Regions from separate parts of the Homo sapiens genome. Here region 1 is linked to region 2. Evidence: chromatin contacts called from ENCODE Hi-C or POLR2A ChIA-PET data. All regions are on one chromosome and are shown on one strand. Each heading gives the region's core, a stretch centred on a gene start or an enhancer-like site at or near the end of the contact. The rest is flanking DNA. Distances are from core to core; before and after follow the strand shown.

Evidence for each region. A loop is a pair of places that touch in the nucleus more often than their neighbours do. ChIA-PET counts read pairs that join two places held with the same protein, here RNA polymerase II (POLR2A). Pooled maps may share reads with other maps.
Region 1: a loop to region 2 is called in a map of ascending aorta, with 3 times the contacts of the local background. The contact joins two enhancer-like sites. A Hi-C loop is called at or near these places in 23 of 168 maps with a recorded cell type or tissue (CD8-positive, alpha-beta T cell, IMR-90, PC-9 and 13 more) and 14 of 50 pooled maps. POLR2A ChIA-PET finds 5 or more read pairs at or near these places in 6 of 52 experiments (AG04450, CD4-positive, alpha-beta T cell, H1 and 3 more).

Annotation. Positions count from the first base shown.
Region 1 is chr10:89,478,023-89,483,140 of GRCh38, forward strand. All of the region lies in intron 2 of SLC16A12 (solute carrier family 16 member 12), which reads right to left. Among named protein-coding and RNA genes, the nearest start is that of SLC16A12-AS1, 25 kb to the left of the region's middle. Within about 2 kb of position 2,237, at least 7 of the 41 ENCODE cell types and tissues checked have a DNase peak (open chromatin) inside an H3K27ac peak, as active enhancers do; they include ascending aorta, gastrocnemius medialis and heart right ventricle, where a contact is called at or near this core.
Region 2 is chr10:89,514,709-89,519,881 of GRCh38, forward strand. The region is part of intron 2 of SLC16A12 (solute carrier family 16 member 12); the gene reads right to left. Among named protein-coding and RNA genes, the nearest start is that of SLC16A12, 18 kb to the right of the region's middle. Within about 2 kb of position 1,568, at least 17 of the 41 ENCODE cell types and tissues checked have a DNase peak (open chromatin) inside an H3K27ac peak, as active enhancers do; they include ascending aorta, gastrocnemius medialis and heart right ventricle, where a contact is called at or near this core.

The DNA.
Region 1 (5,118 bases), core at 987-3,486, 36 kb before region 2:
AGTGTTAATAATATCTAACAACACTATATCATGATAGTGTTGGAGAATAACAGTTACATCAAGTAGAACTTAATAAAGGAAGTGGAGTGCCTTGGGTCTAGTAACAGTGGGAAACTATTACCACCTCTAGACTTAAGGGGGCAGAGGGAGAGAGCAGTTACTAGAATCTTGGAGAGTTGACGTAGAAAGTCCCTGTTGAAGGGAAGCAGTCAGTCCACAGGATCTGACAGTGAAAGAACCAAGGAGGTAAACACATCAGCCACACCTACTCCTGCATTCCAAGTCTCAGAGGTAATTGAACCCAATGGGAGCCCAACTGATGCAGTCCATAAATGTTTTCAGCCTCCCAGGTCAGAGAACAGGGTGGAAGTGGGATGGACAGTGAACCTGCAGGGGGAAACAAAAACTGTGTTGCATACCAGTGTGATCCGTAAGCTTGCCTTGCAGCATTCTAGGGCTATGGTAAAAAGGTGAAGTCAAGTCCTGAGCTCACGCTGGGCTTTGCCTTTAAACTAGATCAAGTTGCTGATGTTTACCAACTCAAATCTTTTAGTGTATTTCAAAGATGAAACTCATCTGTGAAACCAACTTCCTCTTTCACTGCTCAGACTTAAGCATTCCCTTAGTTTCAGCCACCTATCACCTTTATTTAAATGGACAACTATAAAATCTGCATCTCTGCTTCCGATCTTTCTCCCAAGTTACAGACTCAAATTTCCAATAGTCTGCAGGGTACCTCAAACTCTCATGTCCAAAAACACTGGCTATTCACTCCTGGAAACACTGTTTTCTTAATGCTCTCATTGTTTCCAACTAGAAATGCTAAAAGCTTTGAGTCATTTTGACTCTATCCCAACTCTCATTACAAGTGAATCCAACTCTTATCACTTATTTTTTGTAATCCCTTTCACATCTGCCCTCCCATCTTAATTTTCCATTGCCTTGTTCCTGAACTGAGCCTGAGCCCGTCCTAGCCTGGCTTGTTCAGCCCTGACTCTACCTCTTACTTATGGACTGACCTTATTTAGACTTCTCTGCCACTTACTAATAGTGAACTGTCACTTAGTGTCTCAGTGCCTCATTCCTTATCTGCAGGATAGCCGCATGTTTAGTACCTACAGCTGGGGACAAAGACCTCCTTTTCCATGATCCTGTGGGGTGGAGACTCCAGTAGATTTAACACTCCTGGCTCTTCTCCTTCTCCTCACTTTTCGCTGTAAGAGGGGTTGCTTATCTGTTTCCTTGGGAGAAATCATTGCCTACACTCACCTCACACTCTTTCTCTTTTTTTTTTTCATGTGGGATCTGCCTATTTGTAGAGAAGCTTATCTTCCTCAGCAATTCTGTGCTATAAGTAAAATAGGGGAAGATGCCCTTGCAAGGAGGCCTGTGGTTGTTTAAGAGCTGACAGTGACTACAACTTGGCTCCTTTTCATGAGCAAAGTATTGCAACCCTACTTGGCTAGTTGTCCTAAGCCTCGTGCCTTAACTATCAGTATTATTAGCCTTTAGGGTGGCATTTTGATCTTCATCTGTTTAATTCCTGTTTCTACCTCTAAATTGGCTTAGAACTTAGGGAAAATATGAATGTTTTGTATTGGTCCTTTCAAATCCCAACTCCTACCCCACGGAGTTGTTGAGAAAATGAAATGAGGTAACCCATATTATATCACAAAGCATAGGTCCTGTCCACAGTAAGCATTCAAATAAATGTTAGCTATTACTACTATTGTTATTATAGACTGCCTCCATGAGCCTTACATAAGGGATAAAAAACTTAAAATTTCAATATCCTGTGATTATTATGATTTATATATCACGATAGTGTTGGAGAATAATAGTTATATCAAGTAGAACTTCATAAACTGCAAAAGAAGCTCTATCACCATTCTCTATCCAAAGACTTTACATAGAGGCATTTACATGTCTCCTGAGGCTGGGTGTGAAAAATGTTCTGAAAGATAATTTATCTGAGAAGGAGGCTTATAAGAGGCCCTTTAGGTCATGATGCAGCTGTAAATAGTAACACAACATGGCTCAGAAAAAGATCTTTAAAAATAAAAAAGAAACCCACATTCCTCTGACAGGACACCCCTCTCTCAATAATTCCAGGGTTTTTTTGCCATCCCACTCCACCCTCAGTTATACTACTACTCTTTGAGGCCATTAAAACTGCTGCAAATATGAATACCACATTACATTTTGAAGCACATGGAACAGTGCCCTTGGCATGAGGTCAGACATATCTGGCTTGGAAACTCTACTCTGATAATTACTAGCTCTGTGATTTTGACATGCAACTTAGCTTTCTGAATCTGTCCTGCTGTGTACATTGCAGTGAATATTTCCTTTTAAAGGGGGCTTTAATGAGGGTTAAATGGCAAAATACATGTAAAAGCATCTGATACCTATTAAATATTCACATATTAACAAATACTAATTTCTTTCTATATAATACCAGCAAATACATTTTTCATCTTCATTGATTTCTTTCAATAATTTTCCAAACTAAAAAGTAAGAGACTGTTCACTACAGTAGCTATACAGGAGCATATAGTAGGTACAAAAAAATGCTTAACTAAGTTATTACATATACCAGTTACTAGATCAAATAGTAACATGATTAGAAAATTAGTAAATATATAGCTTAATCATCACTAAAAGTACACACATATTTCTTTTCTTGGAGTATCAAAAGGAAAACAGACCCAGTGTCTTCATCTTTCCAAGTCAATTTTCCCTTATGCTATGCAGACAACACAAAAGAGTTAAATGGAGTGAGGAAGACTGGCAAAATGAAAATAAGAGGGAGAACTATAAATCCAAGAAATGCCATGTTTCTTGAACATTTAAACTAATTTTCACTTCTTTGCAGTATTTAGTTGATTCTTTATTTTGAACTTCCACCGAAATTCTTTACAGACAAATATCTGTATACTAAATATCTGTGTCTACGTTCTTTCCTTTTTAATGATTTTTCCTAAGTTGTACACAAATGCTATGTCCAATCCCTGAACTATTAAAAGCCTCTATAAATGACAGCTCTGAGGACTGTATCAGCACACAAAAATGCCCATCTATGTTGGGATATTAACTCTAAATCAGAACACAAAATGTATGTGCTATGAGTACAACTGTAGAAATACATATGCATAAGGACAAAATAAGAAATGAATGCACCAAAATAGAAAATAGCTGTGTGAGGAAACTGAGATAATGAATGAGCTCTTCCTGTATTTTCTGAATTTCCTGGAATACTCATGCTCTTTTTATACAAAGTAATAAAACCACTTGTACATAGTGGCAACTAAGTGTGTACATTTTTTTTTCCATTTAACATCAGTTCACATCCGCTTGTCTATATACTTGGCGTAGTTGACATTTGTCTATATATATATGTTTAGGTTTGCTCTCTTTATTTAAACTTATTGAGATTTTATCATTCCACTAATACCTGAGAGTTTTGCTTTTGGGACTACTCTCATACACAGATTAAAAGTTTCCCCCTCACTTTTTATCTGCCCAAGAAGCCAAAAACAAGAATCTATTGATGGATAGATAAACTGTATGACTATTTTTTTAAGGTTGGCTACTATCTAATTGACACTGTTTTTTTTTTCTTGTGTGTGTGTGTGTGTGTGTGAGAGAGAGAGAGAGTGTGTGTGTGTGTGTGTGTGTGTGTAAAACAAAAAAAAATGTATTCCAGCATGGTTTTTCACTATAACTTTCAAAAATTGTTTTCCTTTTACAAAGTGATGCAACATTTGATGACTAAATAACATGGAATGAAAAAGTCCACTTTAGGACAACTGCACTACACAGAATGAGAATGCAATGTTCTTTCTCATGGCATTTCAGGCTCGCATGAGGAAATCATTCTCTTTTTCTTTCATAAACTTCTTGAGAGAATGCTGACAATGATAAAATTGTCTTCACCGGAAGCTAGGAGAAAAACAAGTTAATATTTTCAGGATAAAAATAAGTAAAGGCATGAGTTACGCTGAATAGTTTTAGAATCTTTGAATGAAATAGCCCAAACAGAGAAAATAAATTTTTTGAATTTCGAAAAATAATTAATCATCTAAAAGATTGAAAAGTACAATTTAGTCTGTACTTAATGATTTGTGTCTTAAATCCATACTCCTCACTTAGAATAGAGTGTCAAATAGTACAAATTCAGTTTACTTTGGATTATCATTTCTCAAGAATACACCAAAAAAAAAAAAAAAAGAAGAAGAAAAGAAAAAAAGGCTAAAGTATAGCTACAGACTATGGTACAAAGTTAACATATATTCTTAGAAGCATTCCAAAGGCCAGTGTAGTCAATGTATTTTTACAATGTACTCTACACTAACAAGTTTGAGGTCATGGGTTTTAGATCCATCAATAATAAATTTTAATCACAGTGTGGCAGAAAACAGTATCATGGTCAATGTATAACCAAGGATGAGAAGTCATAGTTAAGAGTCTAATAGATGCCGGGTGTGATGGCTCACGCCTATAATCCCAGCACTTGGGGAGGCTGAGGTGGGCAAATTGCTTGAACCAAGGAGTTTGAGAACAGCCTGGGCAACATAGCAAGACCCTGTCTCTACAAAAAATACAAAAAAAAATTCCCAGGCACAGTGGCGTGGGCCTGTAGTCCCAGCTACTAGGGAAGCTGAGGTGGGAGGATCCTTGAGCCTGTGAGGTAGAGGTTGCAATGAGACAAGATCACACTACTGAACTACAGCCTGGGTGACAAGAGTGAGACCCTGTCTAAAAAAAAAAAAAAATGTCTAATAGAATAGACCAAGAAAAAAGAAGAAAAAACCCACAAAATTTAGCAGAGTGAAATCATGTTGTGTAGAAGGAAACACATCAATATGCCTTCTTAATCCAGAGCTTCCTAGTTGCTTAGCCGGGCTCCAGGTGTGACATGAATCTGTATTAGTCTACTCCAGCTGCTATAACAAAATACCAGACACTGGATGGCTAAAACGGAAATTTACTTTCTCAGTTCTGGAAGCTAGAAGTCCACGATTAAGGTGTCAGCAAATTCAGTTTCTGGGGACAGCTCCCTTCCTGGCTTGAAGATGGCCACCTTTTTTTTTGCAATGTGCTCACGTGGCCTTTCTT
Region 2 (5,173 bases), core at 318-2,817:
AATGTTTACAGGGCTTAAACATAAATCTGGGTTGACATGACCCATCAATCCACAATAGTGCCCACTGTACTTTGTAGAGATGAAAAGGAGCGGGCCGGGTGCGCGGGTGCAGTGGCTCATGCCTGTAATCCCAGCACTTTGGGAGGCCAAGGCAGGGGGATCACCTGAGGTCAGGAGTTCGAGACCAGCCTGGCCAACATGGTGAAACCTCGTCTCTACTAAAAATACAAAAAATTAGCCAGTCATAGTGGCATGCACCTATAATCCCAGCTACTTGGGAGGCTGAGGCAGGAGAATTGCTTGAACCCAGGAGGCAGAGGTCACAGTGAGCCGAGATTTCACCACTGCACTTTAGCCTTGGCAACAGAGCAAGACTTCATCTCAAAAAAAAGAAGCAAAACAAAACAAAACAAAACAAAACAAAAAAAAAAGAAAAGAAAAGCGGCCTGTTAGGTACTGGGGAGCAATTTCAATGGATGATGATTACATGAGGACACATGGATTTCCCAAGACCACTTCTGTAATACATACAGCCTGTCAGGACTCTCAAATCCCTCCAGTGAAAAATCCCCCACATTGGGAATGTTAAGACCCTTGTTCAGCAGAATTAATGCGCTCCTAGGTTCACATGCAAAGAGCCTCCTGAAACAGGAATCCATGCCACAGACATTCATATCCTCGGTATTCATTCATTTGCTAAAACAGAGTCACCCAGGATATTGAAGTCAGTGTCGGAGGGCTCTATTCCCCTCCAGCCACCTGCTTTTTTTCTGTCAACAACGATCCATTTTGCCTCACTTTACAGGCACAGTAGAAGTTCCACTTGTCGAAACTGAAGATAAGTGCAGTTCCAGATGCTTCTTATCCCCGTTTTCCCACAAGAAGCTCAAGAAAAGGCATATGGTTTCCCAGGTCCAAGCTCCCAGGCTTGTTATTATAGTGATCTCATCAGAGTCACAGTGTAGAAAGCCCTGCTTGTGTTGCCCAAAGAAAACCAGGCTTGCAAGAGCACCCCCTCACTCTCCAGCCCAGAGCCATGGAATTCATAACTGTGGCCATGGTAAATCACTAAGTCATCATGAATTAACCACAGAAAGTCATCACAATCAGTACCATAACAGGAGAAAGAAATGGGATTTTTCACAATGAGCTTTCATTTTCAATTAAATAGCAAAACTAGAATTAAATAAACCAGTACTGCCTTGCAGAGCCAATTATATCTTATAAATATGGTCATTTGGCAAGTTATATCATCAGACCAAGCAGAACGCCAAAAACAAACTAACTCTACGTATATTATATAGTAAATCTTATGTATGCAGAATCTTAGCTGTGTGAAAAGGGCCTAAAAGCGAACAAAATCTAAGTCCATACAATTTACTCACAGGAACACACCGGTGTGTCCGACTCATTTACTCTTATTAGTTATTTGTTTTCTAAGACAGCAGCAGATTAGAATGTAAACTCCGAGAGGCAGGAATTTTTTGTTGAATTTGTTCACTGATGTATCCCTATCACCAAGAGCGGAACTTAAGTATCTATGGAATGGTGAGAGAATGAGCCCTGACGTGTCCTCTCTGATTTGGCTATGGTCCAGCCCCTCCCGATGATGTCACCACTCGGCTACTTCACACTGGAGGCCCCCAAAACGTCTGTCTTTGCAACCTCTGGTTTAAATGCTGTGACAGACCATTAACTTGAAAATAGAAACTCTAAATAACTGATGAGATTTCTTTTAGGAATGTAAATACTCTCTCTGTGATCTTGTTTCCACTGGTGATTTGGTTAGCACCATGTTTTTAACTGGCAAGGTAAATTGTTTCCTACTAGATTGCAAACTCCTTCAGACTTGGTATTAGGGCAAATTGGCTGAATTAAGCTGGAAAGTGAAATTTTAGCTCAGTTCCTAGGCTTTGCAACCTTTGCTCCCTCCAAACTTAACTCTATCTGGACAGGAATAGAGTGTCTGAGTAATTGTTTTTGATCCCCTGATGTCACCTGGAAGATTGTAAGCATTCAATAGCTTCCTTATTTTCAGTTTGAGTCCCAACACTTCTTTTTTGGACTAACGTTCTGTTTAAGAGTTTTGTGGCCCTACTGATATTTCCAGTAAGGGCCAGGAATCCACTAAATCCATAGTAAGCAATTGATTCTTGCTAAGGCCTAATTTAAGAAAAGTTCAAATGTTTAAAAGCCATGTTTACTTGTTTGTTTCACTTGAAATAAAAATAGTACCAGGCATGATGGCTCATACCTGTAATTCCAGCATTTTGGGAGGTTGAGGCAGGAGGATCGTTTGAGGCCAGGAGTTTGAGATTAGCCTGGGCAACGCAACAAGACTCCCATCTCTACAAAAAATTTTAAAAACTAGCCAGGTGCAATGGCATGTGCCTGTAATCCCACCTACTTAGGAGGATAAGGCAGGAGGATCCCTTGAGCCCAGGAGTTCAAGGCTGCAGTGAGCTATAATTGTGCCACTGTACTCCAGCGTGGGTGACAAGGTGAAACTCCATCTCAAAAGAATAAAAAATAAAAACAAAATAGTTTATTGAGTTCCATGGGGGGCAGGGCGACGGGACAGAATAGAAATGTACCTAGAATACCACCTTTTCTTTTTTTTTTAAGAGACAGGGTCTCACTCTGACACCCAGGCTGGAATGCAGTAGCACAATCATAGCTCACTGTAACCTCTCCTGGGCTCAGGCAATCCTCCTGCCTCAGCCTCCCAAGTAGGTAGGACTATAATCACATGCCACTTGCCCAGGTAATTAATTTTTTTTTTTGTAGAGACTGGGGCCACACTATGTTGCCCAGGCTAGTCTCAACTCCTAGACTCAAGGAATCCTCCTGCCTTGGCCTCCCAAACCCCTGGGGTTTCAAGCATGAGCCATTGCACCTGGCTCCAACTTTATTGAATAGAGGAATGTCATTACTTTTTAAATCAAGAAGTTCCTGTCTGGGCATCTCTGAGAAATAATGAAACAGGGGCGGTTGGGCAGTAACAACACAGCTGGGCAGTTTTCTGATTCTTGATATTTATATAAAACTTCACAGTTCACAGGAGGTAGCCACTATCTCAACAATCCTTCAAGAAAATGATTGCCATATTCCAACAGTCCTAGAATAACATACATTGTGAGTTATCCCCCTATTACAACTTTTCAAGAAAAAGGAAAAATTAAGAAACACTACTATATTAAATATATACACCTAAGATGCCAATCACATCTTATTTCAGAAACATTAAAATAAGGAGGGAAAAAAGGGCACCTTAGACTTGGGGAAAACAGACTAGGCTTCTAATCTTGAAGTGACTTGCTCAAAGTCACTCAAATGATTTACCAGCAGAACTAGGGTTAGGGCATCTTCATTCCTTTCATGCAACAGTAGCTGGGCACCAATAAATGCAGGCACAGGAAAAACAGAGATAAACAAGAGGCAGTCCCTGGGCCTCCATGAAGCCCTCCACTGGTAAGGAGCTCTGTTCTCTGCTTGGGAAGTCAGAACAGTGCAGGCAGAAAGCCAGAGAGCACAAATAGCTCTCCTTTCCCAAAAGGTTGGCTGCCAGGGGCACTCTGGCTTCTCTCTGTTGCTGTTAAACTTCAGTGTGTCCTGGTCCCCAGAGCCCAGCATGCCACAAGCCTCACCGAGGTAGGTCCTGGAGAAGACAAGTCGTGCCCTAACCCCAGCAGCTGTTCTGTCTGGCTGGTGACAGGCATAGCTGGTTTCCTTAGGCAATTTGTACATGCAAGGAAGTTGGCCTGGAAGCACACCAAACTGTTCACGGTGCAAGCCTAAGGTATGAGAGACAGTGGAGGGAGCAGTATCTCCTTTATTCCCTTCTCTAGAGCCTGGATTATTTTCGAGGTGATTTAAAAAATTCAAATCTGGAAAAAGAAACGAAGAAAAGCAAAGAACATGCAAGTTGGATTTAGGAAGATTAGGATTGAAATCTAGGCTTTCCATTGACTTGCTGTGTGACCTGGAACAAGTGACCTCCTGGGCCTCCATCTTCTACCTACTCATAGGGTTACTCTGAGGCCCAGCCCCCAAAGAGCACTCTCTTTCCACCTACCCAACAATCCTGGCCACAGTTTTGGTCACTGCTGGTGGACCCTTATGTGGCAGGGGTGGTCCCACTTTTTGCTTTTTCCTATTATCATATCTAACCCATTAGGTGTTTAAAATTACCTGGGGAAATGTACAGGCAGAAAACAAAATATAAATACTCAATATATATTATATACTAAATATACACTATGATCACAACTATGATATTTTAAAAATCTATTTAAGAATAGTGGTGGTTGCTACATAGCTTCAGCATTAGTATATCTTAGGGCAGGCAGGAACAGTTGGGGAGAAGTATTTTAGGAATTGTTGAAATAATTCTATGGGACATTCAGTTATATGAATGAAAGTCTTGTCACTTTCACTACAACTCCAAAACACATATCCCATATTGATACTGTGCCACAAAAATGGGAACAAAAGACAGTGGGACCTACTTGAAGAGGCATGGTGGGAGAAAGGTGAGGGTCAAAAAACTACGCATCGGGTACTATCCTCACTGCTGGGTGAATCATTTGTACACGAAACCCCACCAACACACAATTTACCCACGGAACAAACCTGCACATGTATCCCCTAAACCTAAAACAAAAGTTGAGAGAAGAAAAAAAAATACCCTATCAGCAAAAACTGGTATCTCCCACTTCGTTTTCCACGTCAATTTACTCATAAATTGTTTGAGAGTATAGCAGGGATCCCAGCGTGAGAACCGGAACTATGAATAAAAAACAGATGTGTCTGTAATATAGGCCCTCAGGGAGTGTATGTGCACACAGGATCAGGAAGCCTCTTGAGAGGGAACTCACACCAGGGCGAGGATGAATTCAGATGCACAAGTTTAGCTTCCCCCCGAGACTTTATGAACTAATAGGCAGGAATTGATGTAGGCTGGATTTCCTCAAGATCTAGTACAGGCTGAACCATGGAAACATCATTTTTATTGTCATTGCAGGGGGTGGGGGGGTCCGAGGAAAAGAATGTTACATGTCAACAGAATGACTCAGATTTTTTGGAAATCTTTTATAATCCCAGACATATAAAACATCATACAAAGGCCGGGTGCGGTGGCTCATGCCTGTAATCCCAGCACTTTGGGAGGCTG